2 separate regions of the Homo sapiens genome follow, and region 1 is linked to region 2. Evidence: chromatin loops called from intact Hi-C (ENCODE). Cell type or tissue: heart left ventricle. All regions are shown on one strand. Each heading gives the region's core, and the rest is flanking DNA. Links, peaks and the distances in the headings are about the cores only. Region 1 overlaps WIPF1 (WAS/WASL interacting protein family member 1). Region 2 overlaps CHN1 (chimerin 1).

Region 1 (9,777 bases), core at 606-8,605, 430 kb before region 2:
TAGAATTTAAACTCACACTTGGTTCTGGGTCTAGTATTTAAAAACTTCCTATTGTATTATGTATATCTTTGTATTCCTAGTGCTTAATAAATTATAGTTCCTCAACTACTGTTTGTTGATGATTTGAATAATGTACAAATAAATATCAGGGAGTACAACAGCTCCATTAAATCATGTGGGTTTTTCCAATTATTTGCTGCTATTTGTTTCTGGAACTGATCTGAAATAGATAGCATTTTGATGTGTGACCTTTAACTTACCAAGGCAGACAGAAAACAGGAAAAGGGTGGGAGTCCCTATGACTAAAACGTTTATGTTAAGTCCATGATGGATATTCCAGGTGTTCTGGTAGGCATCTTCCTGGCCAAAATTTAAGCTGAATTTGAGCGCAACGTCTAATAACGGCTGGACTTGTTTTCCAGGGACCTCAAAGGTATTTTCTTAGATAGGTCATGTTCTGGGGCTTTTGACTCTAATGCAATGTGGGCAATGCAATGACCATGTTATTTTAGAGACATTTACAGGTCACTCAGGGAGTATGAAGGAGGCAAACACTTTGGCTCTCTTATATCTGTCACTCACAGGAAGCTGGTGGCTTAAAGTTTTTAAGACATTTGTTTTGGTTGAGTTCTCCACCAGAAGTTGAGCAAGGCAGAATTGCAAGGGCAGGTCCAGGTTTTGTGATGTCTGAAGCTTTAGACAATATAAGTTGTCCTATTTAAGAAAGATAATATAAAATCATAAATAAAAAACTAGATATGAAAATGAGTATGTAACTTGAAGCCCCAGCTAGGCACAGTGTCTCACACCTGTAATCCTTGCACATTAGGAGGCTGAGGTGGGAGCCTTGCTCGAGGCCAGGAATTTGAGACTAGCCTGGGCAATATGGCGAGACCACCCCTCTTTACAAAAAAAAAATTAAAAATTAGCCAGGCATGGTTGCGCACCTGTAGTCAGTCCCAGTGACTCAGGAGGCTGAGGCAGGAGGATTGCTTGAACTCAGGAATCTGAGGCTGCAGTGAGCTATGATAATGCCACTGCACTCCAGCCTGGGTGACAGAATGAGACCCTTTAAAATAAAAATAATAATAAATAGTTAGAAGCCAACCCCCCCCCCCCCGCCTTGCAACTGGGGGATCCTACAGCTTGAGCTTAATTAGCTTCTTATAAATGCACCTGTGTAATAATGGAAGCAACATTTTAAGACAAAGGTACTTGTGCTATAACGTTGATGAGTGGGACATTTCTAAACATTTACCAGTATGAGAAACACGTACATGCTAAATGTAACTCGACATAGACATTAAATGCCAAGTGTTCAGGCTGCAGGGAAGTGAGACTGGGGGAAGACAAAGGAGAAGGGAACTGGTGACTATTAGGTACCCAGGGAGCCTTCAGTTAGTTGGAATGTTTAGAAAACTGGGAATCCTTGAATTTACCTTCCAAATTAATCAAAACCCAAAAGATATAACTTATTGGTCATCAAAAATCTTTCCAAATACTGTTTTTTTCAAGGTTCCTGTAGGTTTAACAATTTTTAAAAAGCGAGTGTAATTTACCATGACATTGAGATTAGAAAGAAAGCAAATAAATTACTTAAGGGGGTAAGAACCTATAAAATATGTGTCTTCTCCACTAGTAGCAAGCCCTCTATGGCTTGGGTGACTGAAGTTGCCCCCATGCCTGTTTGGAATGGGTGCTGGCCTCCTTACCTGCCACTCAGAGATCACTTGACCACTACAGTCACGGTGGGGATACCAGTTAATAGGTCATTTGTGGTGAAGCTGGTAAACAGTAAGTGCTCAATAAAAACTTATTAAATGAATGAATCAAATAAATAATTCCACTTTGAACAAACGAGGCCAGACTTAAAGCAATTTTTATTCCTAAAGATTCTGCAACTGAATTTTGTCAAGACTTCTTTATTTATTTATTTATTTATTATTATTATACTTTAAGTTTTAGGGTACATGTGCACAATGTGCAGGTTAGTTACATATGTATACATGTGCCATGCTGGTGTGCTGCACCCACTAACTCGTCATCTAGCATTAGGTATATCTAAAAATATGGAACGCTTCACGAATTTGCGTGTCATCCTTGCGCAGGGGCCATGCTAATCTTCTCTGTATCGTTCCAATTTTAGTATATGTGCTGCCGAAGCGAGCACTTGTCAAGACTTCTTTGCGTTTGAGAATTCTGTCATGAATATGGCCTAGGTTTGATGGCAAAATGATTAAGAAATGAAATGGAGTTAATTTTCATTGAGTGCCTAACATATGCCAGGTATCTTGCTTGAGTTTTGCATATTTACTTATTTATTTTAAAATTTATTTTTTTTCAATAAACCACCTACAAAGCTTCTGGATGTGTATTATTTAAGCTTTGTAACCATTTTGCACTTGAGGAAGCTAGAACTCAGACTTAAATAATTTGTCTATGGCCTCACAGGGAGCAAGTGGCAGAGCCAGAATCCAAACGCAGATTTGTGAGTGCACGGCTTTTGCTGTGACGCTGTAACCTCTCATTTGGCCTGTTCTTTCCAGCCAATGTGAAAGACACATAAAACAGTGATAGAGAGAGGGGCAGGAAAGACTATGAAGATGGGACAGTACAGTGAGAAGTCACATCATTTAGGGCCTTAAATTGCCCATCTGTAAGCCCAGACGTTTGGACTGGATGACCTCTGAGTGGGGTGACCACACGGCCCCATTTTCCAAGGCAACCCAGACTTATACCTGCTTTGCCACTGCAACTATTAGCACCCCTTCCACTCTCAAAAATGTTCCATTGTGGATCATAAATTCTAAGGTTGCCCCATCTGCGAAGTTCTGGCTCTTAATTTCTGTTATTTCATACTGAACCTAATAATACTTCTCTGATGACTGAAGCACGGTAAAATTTCATTTTCCAGGCCTGGAGGTACAGGGAGGATGGTAGGTGAGGTGACCCTTATGTAGAAGTTGCTTTGCATTTCTGATATGGATATTTTTTCAATCTAGGAGCTAGTGCTCCTTTCCTTTAAAAGTACACTAGTAGATCCCCTTCTAGTGGATTTGGCTCCAGTTAATTTGGGATCATTATATAAATATTTGTTTCCTACTTCACACTAATAGTGGCTACTCCTTATTGAGTGCTTACACTAAGGCTAAATGCTGAGTGCATTATCTCATTTAATGCATATATTAATGCTATAAGATAGTTCCTCACCTTATAGATAAGGAAACAGGTTTAGTGAAGTGACTTGCAAGTAAGACACGGAGCCAGGTCTTCCTAAGCTCTTAGCCATTCTTCTATATTGAGATCTGTATGTATACATACAGCAGATAATTAAGAAAGTTATCAGACTCCTAAATTCCCATTGGCCTTTCCTGTATTTATCAGTATCCATGCCAGTCTTTGTAATTTCATCTTCCATTGCTTCAGCCATCCATCTTTACCTCCTAGTACAAACATCTGCCTCAAGTAAACAGATTTTGACTAAGATGCAGATTCTCGGAAAAAACGAAGATGGGATTAGCAAGTAGGTACAATGAATATTTACTTACTTATACAAACCTTTTTTTGTTTGTCTTTCTTTTCCACAGTTTAAAACCGAAAACAGACACTTGTTTTTTTGTTTATATTTACATAAACAATACTTAAAAGAAAAACCACCAGTTGACACCATATCATTCTGCTTTTCTTTATTGTCTGGCTAACTTACAAAGATGCAGATGTCTAGGGTAGTCTCTACCCTACCACTTACACTATCCTGATGACACAGATAGCAAAATGTGTCTGTTTACATAGTGCATGGTATGAAAAAAAAGTTTTTCTTCCTCTACGGTCCTTGACTATAAGGAGGGAAAAATTAATTTCATGCCAACATTTTTGGGGAACTTTAACAATCATCCCATTTCTGCTACTAAAATAACAAAACTGGTATTACACTTTAAAATATAAAGACCTAACAGTTTTTACAAATATGCAAATAATCTACTACTTAGACATAAAAAAAAGTTGATTTCTTTTAAATCACAAAGTAAGGCACCATTGGATTAAACATTTCTCCTGGCTTTTACTAAATAAAATGCATAGTGAAATAAATACTGAACACTGAGTTTTAATACTGTAATACATTTCAATATAAAATAAGAGGTGAATGTTAAAATACTGTATTACATGTTGAATACATTTATCTGAAAATGTTATAAAAAAACACACATGTAAGCTCTGATTTCAGGGAAGAAAAATTCATTTTTGTAATTTTCCATAGTTTAAGATTTTACCACAGAACTTATTCATAGTTTTAGATGCAATTAGGTTGCAAACTTTCAAAGAAAGGGTGTAGGTGTATTAATGAAACAGTCACTTAAACACTACATTCTAAAACAATCTATTCTGGATGAATGGCAACTTTGAGCTATCACCCTGTTTCAGATTTAGAACGGTACCTGCCAAGTTCAGATATGCAAAGGAATTGTCCAATTCTTACTACCCCTTATAAAATTCAGACCCACTTTCTCTGAGTCAGACTTTTCTCCGTCATATTTTCTAGGAAGGGCAAATTCCATCTTTTGTGAAATGGGTCATTAGGCTTTATCATAGGGATGTTTTTCACTGTTGAAATCAGATAAAAGAATCCCAAATAAATGATGCTGCTAAATTACCAAACTGCTAGAGATTAAAAAAATTTTTTTTTAAAAAGCCAACACTTTGCCAAGCTTGTTATACCTTATTATTTCTTGATTCTCTTTGAGTAAAAAGCCCAAATGACTGTATGGAAGAGAGATGAATGGTAGAGGAGAGAGGAAACACAGGTTCTCTAATGTACTAAATCAGGACTTTGGCAAGGAAGTTATAGAAATATAATATATTCAAATCAGTAACTTCATAATTTATTAGACATCCCATTTATTAGAACTCTAAGTTCTTTTGCTTTTATATAAATGAAACATTTATTCTATAAATAGAAATGTATTTTTCAGAATTTTCTTTGGGTTGGTTTCTTGGTAGCATCTCCCAGTAATACATGAATAACATACTGAAACCATGATACAATGTTTAGGTAGATATACATATACATATGTGGTCATGTGTTTTTAAAAAACAAGTAATGGTAATTTTAAACAAAACCATGTAAAATATCTAAGTGGAAATATTTTTTCCCAACTCTATAGCTAGATTTAAAAGTCCCAGTAAAATTTTGTAAACAAAATCATATAAGAAAAGGCAAGGCTGGCTCTTCCCTATGGTCCTTTAGTGGAGCTATATTTGCATAGATCCTAGACAAATGATGCAAAACAAATTCCCTCCAATTTCCACTAGCAATCTCCCTAATTCGCTCAACCCTTACATAAGCATCAGATTTAGATTTTTAGAGTTTTGCCCACCAACTCAAATCGGTTCCCTTCTTCTTCCATGTTTCTGATTTGATATATTTTCCTGACTTTTTTCCCCTCCTACCAAGCCTTCCTAGTCTCTCCCAGCCTCAGGAGCTTGCTCAGCCAGAAAGGAACAAAGGCTGCTTCCATTTCACAAGGCAGAAGTCCAGCTGACAAGTGGAGTGCGTGAGCCAGCTGGTTCTGAGCCCAGAAGTCCCGACAGGCTTTCCATTTGTTTCCAATGGCTTTATTCCACATGACTTTAGTAAACCGTACTCAATCAATTTCTGACCTTGGTACTTTGAAGCAACACTTGTATACAGATATTAAGGGAAGAGGGAAGTTAAGGGAGGAAAATCGAAGGTCAAACTGTGTGTCAAACAAGGTGCTGGGTCCTAATTTTATTTTTAGTTGCCTCTTGAATCGCTCAAGCCCATCTTGCCTTTTTTGTTTTTTAAACAAGAGGTTTCTGCACTAGCTTCCATCTTCCAGACTCGTGCTGTCTAATCCAGTAGCCACCAGCCACATGTGGCTACTGAGCACTTAAAAATGTGACTAGTCTGAATGGAGATGTGCGGTAAGTGTAAAATACACTCTGGATTTTGAAGATTCAGTACCAAAAAATAATATAAAATATCTCATTAAAATTTTATGTTGATTACAGGTTGAAATATTTTGGATGCATATTAACTTCACTTGTTTAAAATATATTAGAAATGTAAAAATTGTATATGGGGCTCACATTATATTTCTATTGGACAGCTCTGTCCTAGAGCCAAGCTCGGACTGCCAAAGATTGGACATCCTGTGACTGCAAGTTTCCAGTGAGCCCTTACTCAGCAGCTTGCTTAGGTGGTCTGTGGTTCATAGAAACAGAGAGGAGGCCAAGCATGCGAAAAAGGAACGGGAGAAAACAGCTCTCAGGGACTTTAATAATTACAGTCTGTAACAAATAAGCAGTGAATGTTTGAATTTGGTTGGTGGAAAGCTGGGATGCAAGTCATCTCTGCCTATTACGACAAAAGCCTATCGACCCCAGCAGCCAGCACAGGCAGGCTGCAGCTGAAGCAAGCAATAGCCTGGAGAATAAACACAATATGAAAAGCTAGGTGCATTTCTTACCGATTCCCACCCACACACGCATATTCCCACTCCCCCTCCCACCTTTCCTCCTGCCCATACATGAGGCACAAGGGAAGAAGCAGGGAGGAGGGTATGCAGTTCTTAGATAGCAACAGAAGCAGCTCTTGAGCTTGGGTAGAGAAGAGCAGGCAAAGATCACCTCGGGATGGGAGGGAGTGGTGGAGCACCCCTTTCTCTTCGGTTGGATCCACCTTGGTGAAAAAACAGACAAAATATAATTTTGGTTAGAAAGCTGATGTTCTCATCGTGGAAACTCGGGGATGGTTGCACGGGTACCCACTACCTCATCCCTATGACCAGGGCTGTCAGCTAACTGGCGTATGTTGTGGATGAGAAGTGAGAGGTGAAAACAAGCAAGTAATGTTCTGAATAAACATCATGGTGGGTGATCCATCACTGGCTCCCAAGTACTTGCACAAAGTTAAAAAAAATCATTTTCTTCTTATCACAGTGTGTGCTTATTATAGATTTAGAAAATATGGATGAGTAAAAACAAAGAACTCACCCATTCCTCCAGCACCCAGAGATAACCAATTATGTGTATATTTTTTACTTAGAAACAGTTCCCCGTTTTCTTCCAGAAATAAGATCATATAGTCAGTTTGAACATCTTTCGAAGGCATTACTCTTTGCAAAGATTATTAATGACAGTCTGCATTCCAAAATATGACTACACTACAGTCTACCTAGTCAATTCCCTTTTGTTGGGCATTTAGGTATCTTCTAATTAAAAATTAGAAAGCTTTTCTGACAGTAGCCATTCTAATGGGTGTAAAGTTGTATCTCACTATAGTTTTATTTGCAGTTTCATAAAAGTTAGTGATGTTGAACACCTTTTCAAGTACTCTGTCGATGTGTTCTTTTAAAAGTTATTCACGGCCCAGTTGCAGTGGCTCACGCCTGTAACCCCAGCACTTTGAGAGGTTGAGGAGGGATGATGGCTTGAGCTCAGGAGTTTGAGACCAGTCTGGGCAACATAGCAAAACCCTGTCTCCACAAAAATTAGCCGGGCATGTTGGTGTGCGCCTGTCCCATAGTCCCAGCTACCTGGGAGGCTGTGGTGGGAGGATCACCTGAACCTGAGAGGTCGAGGCTGCAATGAGCCAAGATTGCGCCACTGCACTCCAGCCTGGGTGACAGAGTGAGACCCTGTCTCAAAAACAAAATAAAAACCAAAACCAAGCTATTCATGGGCTATCAGTCCACTGTAACTAGGCTTAAAACCCATTCACATAAAAAAAATTCATTTACTACACAAACATTTGTTGAGGATTTAACAGGTGTTTGGCATGAGGTCAGGTGCTCAGATGTTGTGAACAGGTCTAACTGGGGCATGTGTCAATCAGGTAGGTCTGCTCTAACCACTGCTCTGAGACTCAGTGGGCTGGAACTGGCAGATTCCTCAAGTAGGCATCTTGATAGGGACCCTACTGGTCCACTTAGGGATTTCTGAGAAAGAACCAAATTTCTGAGCAAGGAAGGGAGTTAGGAGAAAACACTGAAAGAAGCACCTCTTCCTCTCACCATCCCAACCAAATATTTTCTTGGGCAGGCATCTGAGAAAAGACTCATCTGGATGTAAACCAGACACCTATCATGGGGCCTTGACCATCAACTGACCCGCCACAAGTGGTTAGTAGAATGAGGGCTGGCCTTGTCCAAAGCTGTAATTAGAGGGCACTCCAAGTGCATTCGGTACTGCTCAGGGCTGTCTGGGTGCGCTCTCAGGCTGTGGGCTTGGAGGCTGAGGCTGCTGCAGAGCAGAGGAAAACTTGGTACTCGACGGTGCCTTATTTATTTTTGTTAGATGATCCATTATCATTATAAAATATTAAACATGCCTAATGCTGGAAATATTTAAGGCAAATCTACAAAAAAATTTTGGTAGACTGTGGAAATTAATTCACCAATTTAAAAACTACTTTTAGGCGAGGCATGGTAGCTCATGCCTATAATCCAGTGCTTTGGGAGGTTAAGGCAGGGGACTACTTGAGGCCAGAAGCTCAAGACCAGCCTGGGTGACATAGAGATATCCTGTCTCTATAAGAAAATTTTTAAAAAGAAATACTTGAAAATGCCCTTTATGTTTCAGGCTCTGTGCCCCTCAAGGAAGGTGCAATAGTGAGCAGGACACAGTTCTAGTCCTTACATTGCCTACTCAAGTCTTAAAGGAGGATGGGAGAAGATATATGCTTAGCTATTCCATTAAAGATCTAGAGGGTACAGGGAAGATGGTCTATTACCAATTTAAAAATAGAAATAATATTTAGAATAAGAAGCAAATAATAAGTTAGGAAAAATATTTGGAGTCTATATGAACAACTCCTTAAAGTCAATTCATTTATTGGTGCCCAAGAAGGAAGAAGGGCTGTACTCTTATCAAACAGAAGCCCTTCTTCTGGTGCACACACACACACACACACACACACACACACACACACCATTCAAAGATATCTGTCCCATGTGAAAACTTACTTTTCACTAACACTTTTTTTTTTTTTTTGAGATGGAGTTTCGCTCTCGTTGCCCAGGCTCAAGTGCAATGGCGACTTCTGCTCACCGCAACCTCCACCTCCTGAGTTCAAGCAATTCTCCTGCCTCAGCCTCCTGAGTAGCTGGGATTACACGCATGCGCCCCTATGCCCGGCTAATTTTGTATTTTTAGTAGAGACAGGTTTTCTCCATGTTGGTCAGGCTAGTCTCGAACTCCTGACCTCAGGTGATCTGCCCACCTCAGCCTCCCAAAGTGCTGGGATTACAGGCGTGAGCCACCGTGCCTGGCCTTCACTAAAAATTTCAATCATCAACTCTTGTATAATAATTTTATTATAGCTATACTTCTTCATTAGGTATTGTCTATGAATGCAGTCTTCCACAGAAACAAATCTTTTCAGGAATTAAAGTTTTCCTTTTAAGCAGTAGTATTCTGTTTTCTTCTAGCATTTGTCCATGGAAATTTTCCTATATTTTCTAACTCTTTAAATTTTTCTACAGAGGCACAAAGCACAGTTTGACTCAATTAATTTAATTCCATTTAACCCAATAGAAATTCAACCCAACAGAAACATCTGGTGTTGTCCTGCGCTGTGACACACAGCACAGCCATGTTCCTGTCTCCTCCTCTGACCTGGGACTGCCATCTGTCACTTCTCTCCCATGTCAGTGATTTTGCTTCTCACCAGTCTTAACTTTAGCTGTTATTAATCTCCTATAAGGTTTGGAACCAACCAACCAAAAATTACTTTAAACTGTGTTAGGAAAGAATCAG
Region 2 (9,777 bases), core at 730-8,729:
TTGTGGATTTGAGATTAGATTATTCTAAATCATGTGAAATATTTATAGCCAAACCGTCACACTGGATCCCTATATTATCTTCAGGAGTTATGCCACAGAGATATATTATGTAATGAAGCTTGAGAATCTGATATACCAAAGAAATTTAAAAAGCACCTACTCAGCAGAGAAGTTAGAATTACTCTCCTAATTTTATAATATAGCGAACACAGCTATAGAATACACCTTGCAAAAGAAAAGGGGGCCCTTTGTTTTTCATAAAATATAAACCAAAAAAGTTACCAAGAATTCTAAAATATAGTGGAACTAATGAATAGACACATCCATAGATCCACCATATGTGTATGCCTAATAACCAAAAGTTTACAGATTAAGAGTTAAGATACATAGTATGTAAAGACGAAAACAAACACAAGACTAATACGAAAGAAAACACCCCAGAGTCACAATGTCCATGATTCTCTTTAGACTTTAGAAATACAGCCGACCCTTAAACAACATGGGTTTGAACCACGTGGTTCTACTTATAAACAGATTTTCTTGTGCTTCTGTTACCCTTAAGACAGTAAGACCAACCAACCCCTCCTCTTCTTCAGTCTACTCAACATGAAGACAACAAAGATGAAGACATTTACAACGATCCACATATTTTCAATAAATATCTTTTCCTTATGATTTTTTGTTTGTTTGCTTGTTTTGAGACGGAGTCTCACTCTGTTGCCCAGGCTGGAGTGCAATGGCGCGATCTGGGCTCAGTGCAACCTCTGCCTCCTGGGTTCAAGCGATCCTCCTGCCTCAGCCTCCCGAGTAGCTGGGACTACAGGCGCCCACCACCACGCCCAGCTAATTTTTTGTATTTTTAGTAGAGACAGGGTTTCACTGTGTTAGCCAGGATGGCCTCCATCTCCTGACCTCATGGTCTGCCTGCCTTGGCCTCCCAAAGTGCTGGGATTACAGGCATGAGCCACCACGCCCAGCCGATTTTATTATTTTGTTAATAACATTTTTTCTCCAGCTTACTTTATTGTAAGAATACAGTATACAATACATATAACACAAAATATGCGTTAATCAATTGTTTATGTTATTGGTAAGGTTTCCAGTAACCAGTGGGTTATTAGTAAAGTTTTGGGGAAGTCAAATACGTGGATTTTTGACAGACTAGGCGGGGCAGGGGGCAGGGGATATCTGCCCTCCTAAGCATCATGTTCAAGGGTCAACTCTAGTATGGTTTTATTATTTCACATAGCAAGAAAGAGGAAATATTAACATTCTAGATTTACATGGCACTGCCATATACATAGAAACTCAAATTATATTACGGCCTCTTGGTCATAATACTCTTTTTTCTTTTTTTTTTTTTTTATTTGAGACAGAGTATAGCTCTGTCACCCAGGCTGGAGTACAGTGGCGCAATCTCGGCTCACTGCAACCTCCACCTCCCAGGTTCAAGTGATTCTCCTGCCTCAGCCTCCCGAGTAGCTGGGATAACAAGCGCCTACCACCACTAATTTTTGTATTTTTGTATTAGCCCGCCACCAGCTAATTTTTGTATTTGTAGTACAGATGGGGTTTCACTGTATTGGCCAGGATGATCTCGAACTCCTGATCTCATGATCCACCTGCCTCGGCTTCCTAAAGTGCTGGGATTATAAGCATGAGCCACCGTGCTTGGCAGGTTATAATATTCTTTTACAGAGGTAAGTAAGGAGAAACTGCTTTTATTTCACTTTTTAGGTTGAAGGGAGACAGATTTTAATAACTGTTGAGACTACATATTTAGATGATGGCAATTTTATATAGATGTGTTGTCTTCTTAGACCTGGTTATTGACAGTCAGTTTTACCTTATCCAGGATGAGGGAGAGGGAGATGTGAGTTTTAACTATGGTGAGGATGGTCTAAACTGAGAAAGACCAAAAAAAACCCTCCAAAATTTTCACATGCTAAAGAACACTAACATGCTAGTACATAATGAGACTTTCCAAGTATGAGTAAAATTGGGCCATAAAAAGTGACAACAGCCAGGCGCGGTGGCTCACGCCTGTAATCCCAGCACTTTGGGAGCCAAGGCGGGCGGATCACGAGGTCAGGAGATCGAGACCATCCTGGCTAACACGGTGAAACCCCGTCTCTACTAAAAATACAAAAATTAGCCGGGCATGGTGGTGCGCGCCTGTAGTCCCAGCTACACGGGAGGCTGAGGCAGGAGAATGGCGTGAACCCGGGAGGCGGAGCTTGCAGTGAGTCGAGATCGCGCCACTGCACTCCAGCCTGGGCAACAGAGTGAAACTCCGTCTCAAAAAAAAAAAAAAAAAGACCAAATACTTGGGGAAAAATAGGTGAACATTTTGGCCAAGTCTAAGTTGGCGTAAGATTTGATGGCATTTTTAATTGTCTACAACTTCCCAACTCTGTTTCAATAAAATTAGCACAGAGTGTACCGTTTTGCAAATATTGCTAATATTTTTTTCTTAGTGCTTTATTAGTGATTACTTATAACAATATATTTAGTTGCCTTGAGACAATATGACAGATAATATTCTATGGCAGCTTTCTCAGCAGCTATGAATCTTCTTATAATATGGCAGTGGAAAATAAAATGAGCCTATAAAACTCATCACTGGTTTGAGCTCTTTAGAAAACAGACAGCATGTAAAGTGTTAATAAATACAGTATGAAATATACCAGTTCATCTCAGCTTAATATCTCAGCATTAACAATAAATTATTTTTATAATTTGAAAGAAGGTGTATATTGCTGTAATTTAGGGAAACAGATTTGAAAGAACACAAGGGTTTAAAGTATTAGACTTTATTTCAGTTCACATTACCATTTCTGTCTGCATTCAAATCGTAAGTCAGAAAAAGTACTGTTCAATGGTATTTATTATTAAAAGCTGCTGCATTTTTTCAAAAATAGTAGTGAAATTAATCTATTATAAAGTCTTCATCTCTCAATCTGCTAAAAGTCCTATGAACTATGTAGTTTAACTGTATTACCATAAACCTGTTTAAATTTTAAAATAAAAGATAAACAAGGCCAGGCATGGTGGCTCACACCTGTAATCCCAGCATTTAGGGAGGCTGAGGTGGGCAGATCACAAGGTCAGGAGTTCGAGACCAGCCTGGCCAACATGGTGAAACCCCGTCTCCACTAAAAATACAAAAATTAGCCAGGTGTGGTGGCGGGCGCCTGTAATCCCAGCTACTCGGGAGGCTAAGACAGGAGAATGGCTTGAAACCAGAAGGCGGAGGTTGCAGTGAGCTGAGATGGCACCACCACATTCCAGCCTGGGCAACAAGAGGAAACTCCAACTCAAAAAAAAGAAAAAAAAGATAAATACGTCAACTTTTAAAAACTGTGCCTTGCCACCTAATAATTATGACAGCTGAAAACACACAGTAAGCAACATATTAAAGTTGCATATTAGGCCTGGCATGGTGGATCACACCTGTAATCCTGGAGCTTTGAAGAATTACACTTTGAAGGTTCCTCCTAAGGTGGGAGGAGTGCTTGAGCCCAGAACTTCGAGACCAGCCTGGGCAACACAGGGAGACCCTGTCTCTACAGATTATTTAAAAATTAGCTGGGCATGGTGGCTCGCACCTGTGGTCTCAGCTACTTGGGAGGCTGAGGTGGGAGGATCGCCTGAGCCCAGGAGGTCAAGGCTGCAGTGAGCAGTGATCACACCACCACACTGCAGCCTGGGAAACACAGTGAAACCCTGTCTCAAAAAAAAAAAAAAGTTGCATGTTTATCTTAAATGTACTCTTACCAATGAAAAAAACTATTTTGGGACAGATCTTTTACAAATTATCTAATATTAATGTAAATAACATACATCAATTTTCCTTCTTCCCCTGGTACAAACAGATAAGACCTGAAAACACTGGACTTTTTCTATTAAGATTTTGATCAACCTTTAACTAAAAATTATTTCAAAAAAAAGTTTAAAAATTGTCATATGCCTCTGAAGATCAATTATTATACTTGAATAAAGGTAAAAGAAGAAGTTTTGATTAGAAGAGTGACATGAGAAGGCATCTTGAGCTGAATAAGGTCTCATCCAAATGAGTAAGTTCTGGGATCTGTGTGTTCAATCACTGCTCTTTCCTTCCCATTGCTCCTGACATTGGCAGACTTGGTGTGTGCGGGGTGTGTGTGTGTGGTGTGTCTGTGTGTGTGTGTGTGTGTGTGTGTGTGTGAGAGAGAGAGAGAGAGAGAGAGAGCGCGAGCGCAAGAGCAAGAGTGCGAGGTCGTGGGGGGGTGCGGGGGGGCGGGCAAGATGGAGAGGGAGGGAGAAGAGAGGAAGAAATAAACACTAAAAGAGAAAGCAAGAGCTCCTCTGTCTGGAGAGACCTAGGAACAGCAGATCTTCCCCTACCCACTCCAATCCCCACCAACCTGTCCCGCCCCTGCAAGAAAGGGGCTTGTGGCTCTCCAGAGAACTGCAGAGCCATGTGTCTGGAAAATTCAGGATGACAAGCCTTTAAGTATTCTGCAAGTGTCCCTACTGTATAGCGATGTCTGTTGCCCCCTTTCTTTTTACCACTGTATTATTAATCCATCTTGTTCCTTTTCTTGTTCTTTTGAAATAATCTATCCTTTTAACTTCAACTAAAAAAAATGAACCGACACGCCCAGAGAAGCATTTCTCTTCCCAGGAATATACAATAACTTTAAAATATCTAGTCAACTTTTAAACATTATGATAAAAGAAACATGAATTGCATTTTCATGGCTCTCATCTTTAATTACATATGCTGTACACATATATAATGACATCTTTATAACATCCAAATTTGAGATACAAATCTCAGAATAGTAATAAATACCATCCAAAGACTTAAGAGGCAAAATCATCTTATAGGAACAACTTACAGGAGTAGTAAAGTCAATTTCATCAAAACATTTTTTTCAGAATTAAATATTATAATAAGCAATAAGTGAAATGTCATATAAACCACTGACTGCATCTTTTAAAAGGGTCATGGTTTAATATATTCCATTCTGTAAAACAATCATTAGGGTGAGCTTTTTGGTCTACTACTTAGTGACATCTATTCAGCAACCTTCAAAACACAAGCTAGTTTTTAAGTGGAGGACTAATATGTAAACGTCCTATGAACTTGGCTAACCCACCAGGGTCTGAAAGGGAGACCTGAACAAAGAAAGGCTTCCCTTCACCAATTCCTTGCTAACAGCCTAGAAAAGTCTAAAAGAAGAGAGAACAGCTCTCAGAGCAGAAGAACCCATCATTTTTCCTACCTTTAGCATGGTCCCCCCAGAAGGTTTCTGTTTCCAGTTGACTACTGGACACATGACAACATTAAAGGGGCCAGAAAATCAACCTGGATTATAACAAGCCCTGTGTTTATAGATACTGTTTAGTGTCCCTTCTCCTCTGGTTTGAAAGTTAAAAGAAGGATAAAGAGGTTTTTATAAAATATAACAGTATAAATGTAACTGTAATTTCACAGGAAACTTTTGGGAAAAGATAAGCTAGCAAAAGGAACCAATTCCAGAGTAAGTGATATACCTGCCCTTGACATGAAACAATACTGCAGGAATACATGTATTTTTTCTGTTAAAGCCTGAAAATGAGATAATTAGTTAACAAAAACAATATATAAGAGATCTGGAAATGTTAACTGTTGATAACTTGATTAAAGTATTATAAAGCAATAGAATAACTTTAAAAATGCTTTATATTTCTACCCTGGAAATTGTTAAGCTACAGGAATACCATGGTTTAGGGGAGCTATTTTATTCATTTAACAAATATTTTCAAGTACCTGCTATGTGTGAAGCACTGTGCTAAGTTTAAGCACTGCGAGGAATACAGAAATGAAAAAGAAATGAATCTTACTTTAGAGAAACTGTCAGTCTAGAAAAGATGACAAAAATAAGATACATAACTATTACGAAAGAAATGCATTCACAAATGTCATGAGAGATTCACAGAAAAAATGATACAGAATTCAGAACATGAAGGGACTCCTTCTGATGGGTGACAGAGGGCAGAGGAAGAGGTTGCAGAACTCAAAGGAAAGGCAGAGCCACAGAAAGAAAGAAGTATGAAAGCCATGCAAAGACCAGTCTGCAAGTTAGCAGCTGGTTGGGTATCAGAGGCAAAGAAAGAGAGGATGGAAGAATAAACACAAAGAATGTGGGGCTGGAACATGTGGCGTCTGAAGTGTCTATAGGAAATCCAGATAGAGCTGTGGAGTGTATGGAAGGGCAGGCTGGAGATAGATAAAAGACTTGGGAATCATTCACACGGTGTTCACTGTTGAAACCTACATGCTTCCAAAAGAGAAAAGAAGGTCAGTTCTTGAAAAGCACTGACATAGAGGGGATCAAACAGAACAAACTGAAGCATAGGAAAGGGAGGAAAAGGAATAGCGGCAGAAAACAATGTCTCAAAAGACGAGAGAAAAAAGTTTTAAGAAGAAAGATGTAATCAAAAACATCAAATAGTGCAGAAAGAACAAATATTCAAACAAGCCACTGGATACTGGCTCCTAATGGATAAAGCACTTCCAGTTGATCAGAAGCAAATATAAGATGACACTTGTGACAAGATGCTCTCCTTGACCAAACTTTAGTCAGGCTTCTCCTAGGCCCTCTTCTCAACCAGGCCTCCACCTTGGCCCACGCCCCACCAGGCCTGCATAGCCCAGTTTTACCAAGAAGCCTGCTAAGTCAGTTGAGAGAGAATCCCTCTACTTTTGATATCTAATCACTTTTTTTTTTTTTAAGAGACAGAGTCTGACTCTGTCACCCAGGCTGGAGTGCTCACCGAAGCCTGGGCTCTAACACCTGGGCTCAAGCAATCCTCCAGGCTCAGCCTCCCCAAATAGCTGGAACTACAAGTGTGTGCCACCATGCCAGCTATTTTTTTATTTTTTGTAAAGATGAGAGTCTCACTACATTGCTCAGGCTGCTCTTGAATTCCTGGCCTCAAGCAATCCTTCAGCTTCAGCCTCCCAAACTGCTGCGATTACAGGCATGAGCCACCACACCTGGCTCCAATCACTTGCTAGCTAATGGAATTCCTCAACCCCCTACCCTTGTTATATGATCACACTGACATGCCCTCAGTAAGAATCCTGTTATGTCAGTTTAGCAATAATTCCCCCACCCTTGATGTCTCCTCTTAGTAACTGTCCATCCACCACCCCCACAACCTGCTTCATGGTTATAAATTCCTGCTTGTTCATGTTATATTCGGAATTGAGTCCAATCTCTCTCCCCTATCACAATAGTCTGGACAACCTATCATGATTATCTTAAATACAATCTTCTTTGCTGCTTTAACAAGCGTTAGAATAAGTTTTTCTTTAACAGTTGTCAATCTCTCCTTTTTCACTAGAGATGAATGACATTCACAAACACCTAAAAACTAATTATTATCTGTGGCACCGTGGCTGGGAAGAGATGAAAACAGACATGTAGAAAGTGGAAGGGGAGCATACAGAGACTTCTCTTTCAATAAGTCCTTGGTAATGGGAGGAGCACCAAAAAAACACATGACAGTGCTTGAGAGGGTACCAAAACTAAAAAAAAAAAAAAGAAAGAAAAAGGCTTTACCATATGGAATGGCAAATCACAGCTACAATCAGAGGGAAACAACCCAAAGGAGAGGAAGAACCTAATGACACAAGACAGAGAAAAACAAATTCCCATGATTATTGTTTCAATCTTCTTGCACTGAATCTTTTTGTAAATTGCCTCAAATTCTTCCTAGAAAAACAAGAGGCATTAATAAATAACAGAAATAAAAGGTTTTTTAATCCATTTAAAAATGTTAATGTTTAAACTGCTGTTTATATCTGCTCTTCTCACAACCATCTAAAAACTAATAGGAAGGTTCCTGTAGCAGACAAATTAATGAAAGATTATGTTGTTTTTATTTTCAGACCTCGAAAAGGTTAAATTAGCCATTTTCATACTGAATTCCTATTCAGTTTGATTATGTTCCCTACTGTGAGGGTAAAACATGAACAAACCAAGCTAATTTATGTACAATCCCTTTGTACCACTGAAATGAAAATGAACAATAGTTTAATGAAGTGGAATTTGTTATCTAATTATGCCAAATAATTTAGAAACATCTGCTGGTGGTTAGTAATATTAGAGTTAAACCTCACAGAATTTGATCCAGAGAGATTTCTATTTTATTCGAGCTTTTGTGAGCTTACAGTTGGGGAATCCATATTAGAATATAGAACCAAGGGATGACAGAATGACACATTTACTAAATTTTTAAAAATGCACAGAAAATGACGAAAGGAAAACAGGGAGTCCATGTCATATGGATCTGGGCCTTACAGTCAACTCCCAAATTTAATAAATACAGTAGACTCCATAACATCCAACATTTATTGAGTAGCTGGTATGCAGCAGACACTGTGGCGGTTGTTAAATATACAAAGAAAAAAACCTATAGCTTTCCCATTAGGGAACTTCATCCAATGGGGGGACACGAGACTATAAACTATTACGTCACCACACAATAAGTGCTAGGGCAGAGATGGGTAGTATAGGGCACTCTGGATGCAGAAAAGGGGTAACGCACAAAGGAAGGCCAGGTAGAAGAGACGATTATTCAAGCTGAGTTTTGCAAGATGTGTAGAGGTGAGGGCAAAGAAGGGATAGGGACATGATGGTGCCAAAGGCTCATTAAGTAAAATTTTTTCTGGAAAGTAGCCCAGCATGGCTGAAGCACAGTCTCTAAGTGGGAGACAGTGAGAGATGAAGTCAGACAGGTCAAGGGTCCTATCTTGATAGTCTTATATACAAGCTAGGGAATTTGGACTTAATGGTGACAAGGAACCACTGGACGATTTTAAGGAGGGAAGTAAATTGTAAACTAACCAATTTCTAAGAGGCAGGTTTAAGTTTCCGATTACAGACTCTCATATAATAAGCAAGGAAAATGTGAAATAATAAAGGAAGAAAAAACATAAAAGTAAATGTTTAGATTGATTGAAGGTTATTCACAAGGTACATGTATACAGTGACAGTATTGTTATATGTTTATTCTTTCTTTCTTCATTTATTTGCTTAGATTGAGTACCTATTATGTGCCAAACATTGAGTTTACAGTCCTTGATAAATTTTAAGCGTTATGAGGGCAGGGATGTAACTGATTACAGAAATCCTTATCCAAGGTTTCACTTTTCATGGTTTCAATTACGCACAGTCAACTGCAATCTGAAAAAATTAAATGAACAACTCCAGAAAATAAGCAATTCACAAGTTTTTAAGTTGCATGCTATTCTGAGCAGCATGATGAAATCTTACACTACACAGCTCCATCCCACCAAGCAGTGGTCCCCAACCTTTTTGGCACCAGTGACCGGTTCTGGTTTCATGGAAGACAATTTTTCCATGGACGGTGGGGGGATGGGGGCATGCAAAGGGAATGTTTTGGGATGCAACTGCTCCACCTCAGATCAACAGGCATTAGATTGTCATAAGGAGTGTGCAACCCAGATCCCTCACATGAGCAGTTCACAATACGGTTCACGCTCCTATGAGAATCTAATGCCATTGCTGATCTGACAGGGGGTGGAGCGCAGGTGTTAATGCTCTCTTGTCTGCTGCTCACCTGCTGTGTGGCCCAGTTCCTAAAAGGCCACCAACCAGCACAAGTCCATGGCTTGGGGGTTGGGGACACCTGCTGCCAAGAATGTAATTCCTTTGTCCAGCATATCCATGCTGTAGACACTACCTAGTAAGTCACTTAGTAGCCACTTAAAGTGCTTGT

What was found. Peaks named below come from ENCODE experiments on the same cell type or tissue, not always from the same donor. Only the 100,000 strongest peaks of a DNase experiment are listed, where the experiment ranks them.
Region 1: it touches region 2 in a loop (4-fold over the local background); 3 of 110 quality-filtered maps call a loop at or near these places.

Annotation. Positions count from the first base shown.
Region 1 is chr2:174,555,903-174,565,679 of GRCh38, forward strand. It overlaps WIPF1 (WAS/WASL interacting protein family member 1), which reads right to left. Exons shown (of 8, transcript NM_001375834.1): 8 at 3,672-6,700. The coding sequence ends at 6,645. It also overlaps the pseudogene RNU6-5P. Among named protein-coding and RNA genes, the nearest start is that of WIPF1-AS1, 14 kb to the right of the region's middle. In heart left ventricle, for the core only: no CTCF peak of the experiment used is centred there; a DNase peak (open chromatin) is centred at 5,559; H3K4me3 peaks cover 256 bases; H3K27ac peaks cover 1,164 bases.
Region 2 is chr2:174,986,057-174,995,833 of GRCh38, forward strand. All of the region lies in intron 1 of CHN1 (chimerin 1), which reads right to left. Among named protein-coding and RNA genes, the nearest start is that of CHN1, 14 kb to the right of the region's middle. In heart left ventricle, for the core only: a CTCF peak has its summit at 4,386; no DNase peak of the experiment used is centred there.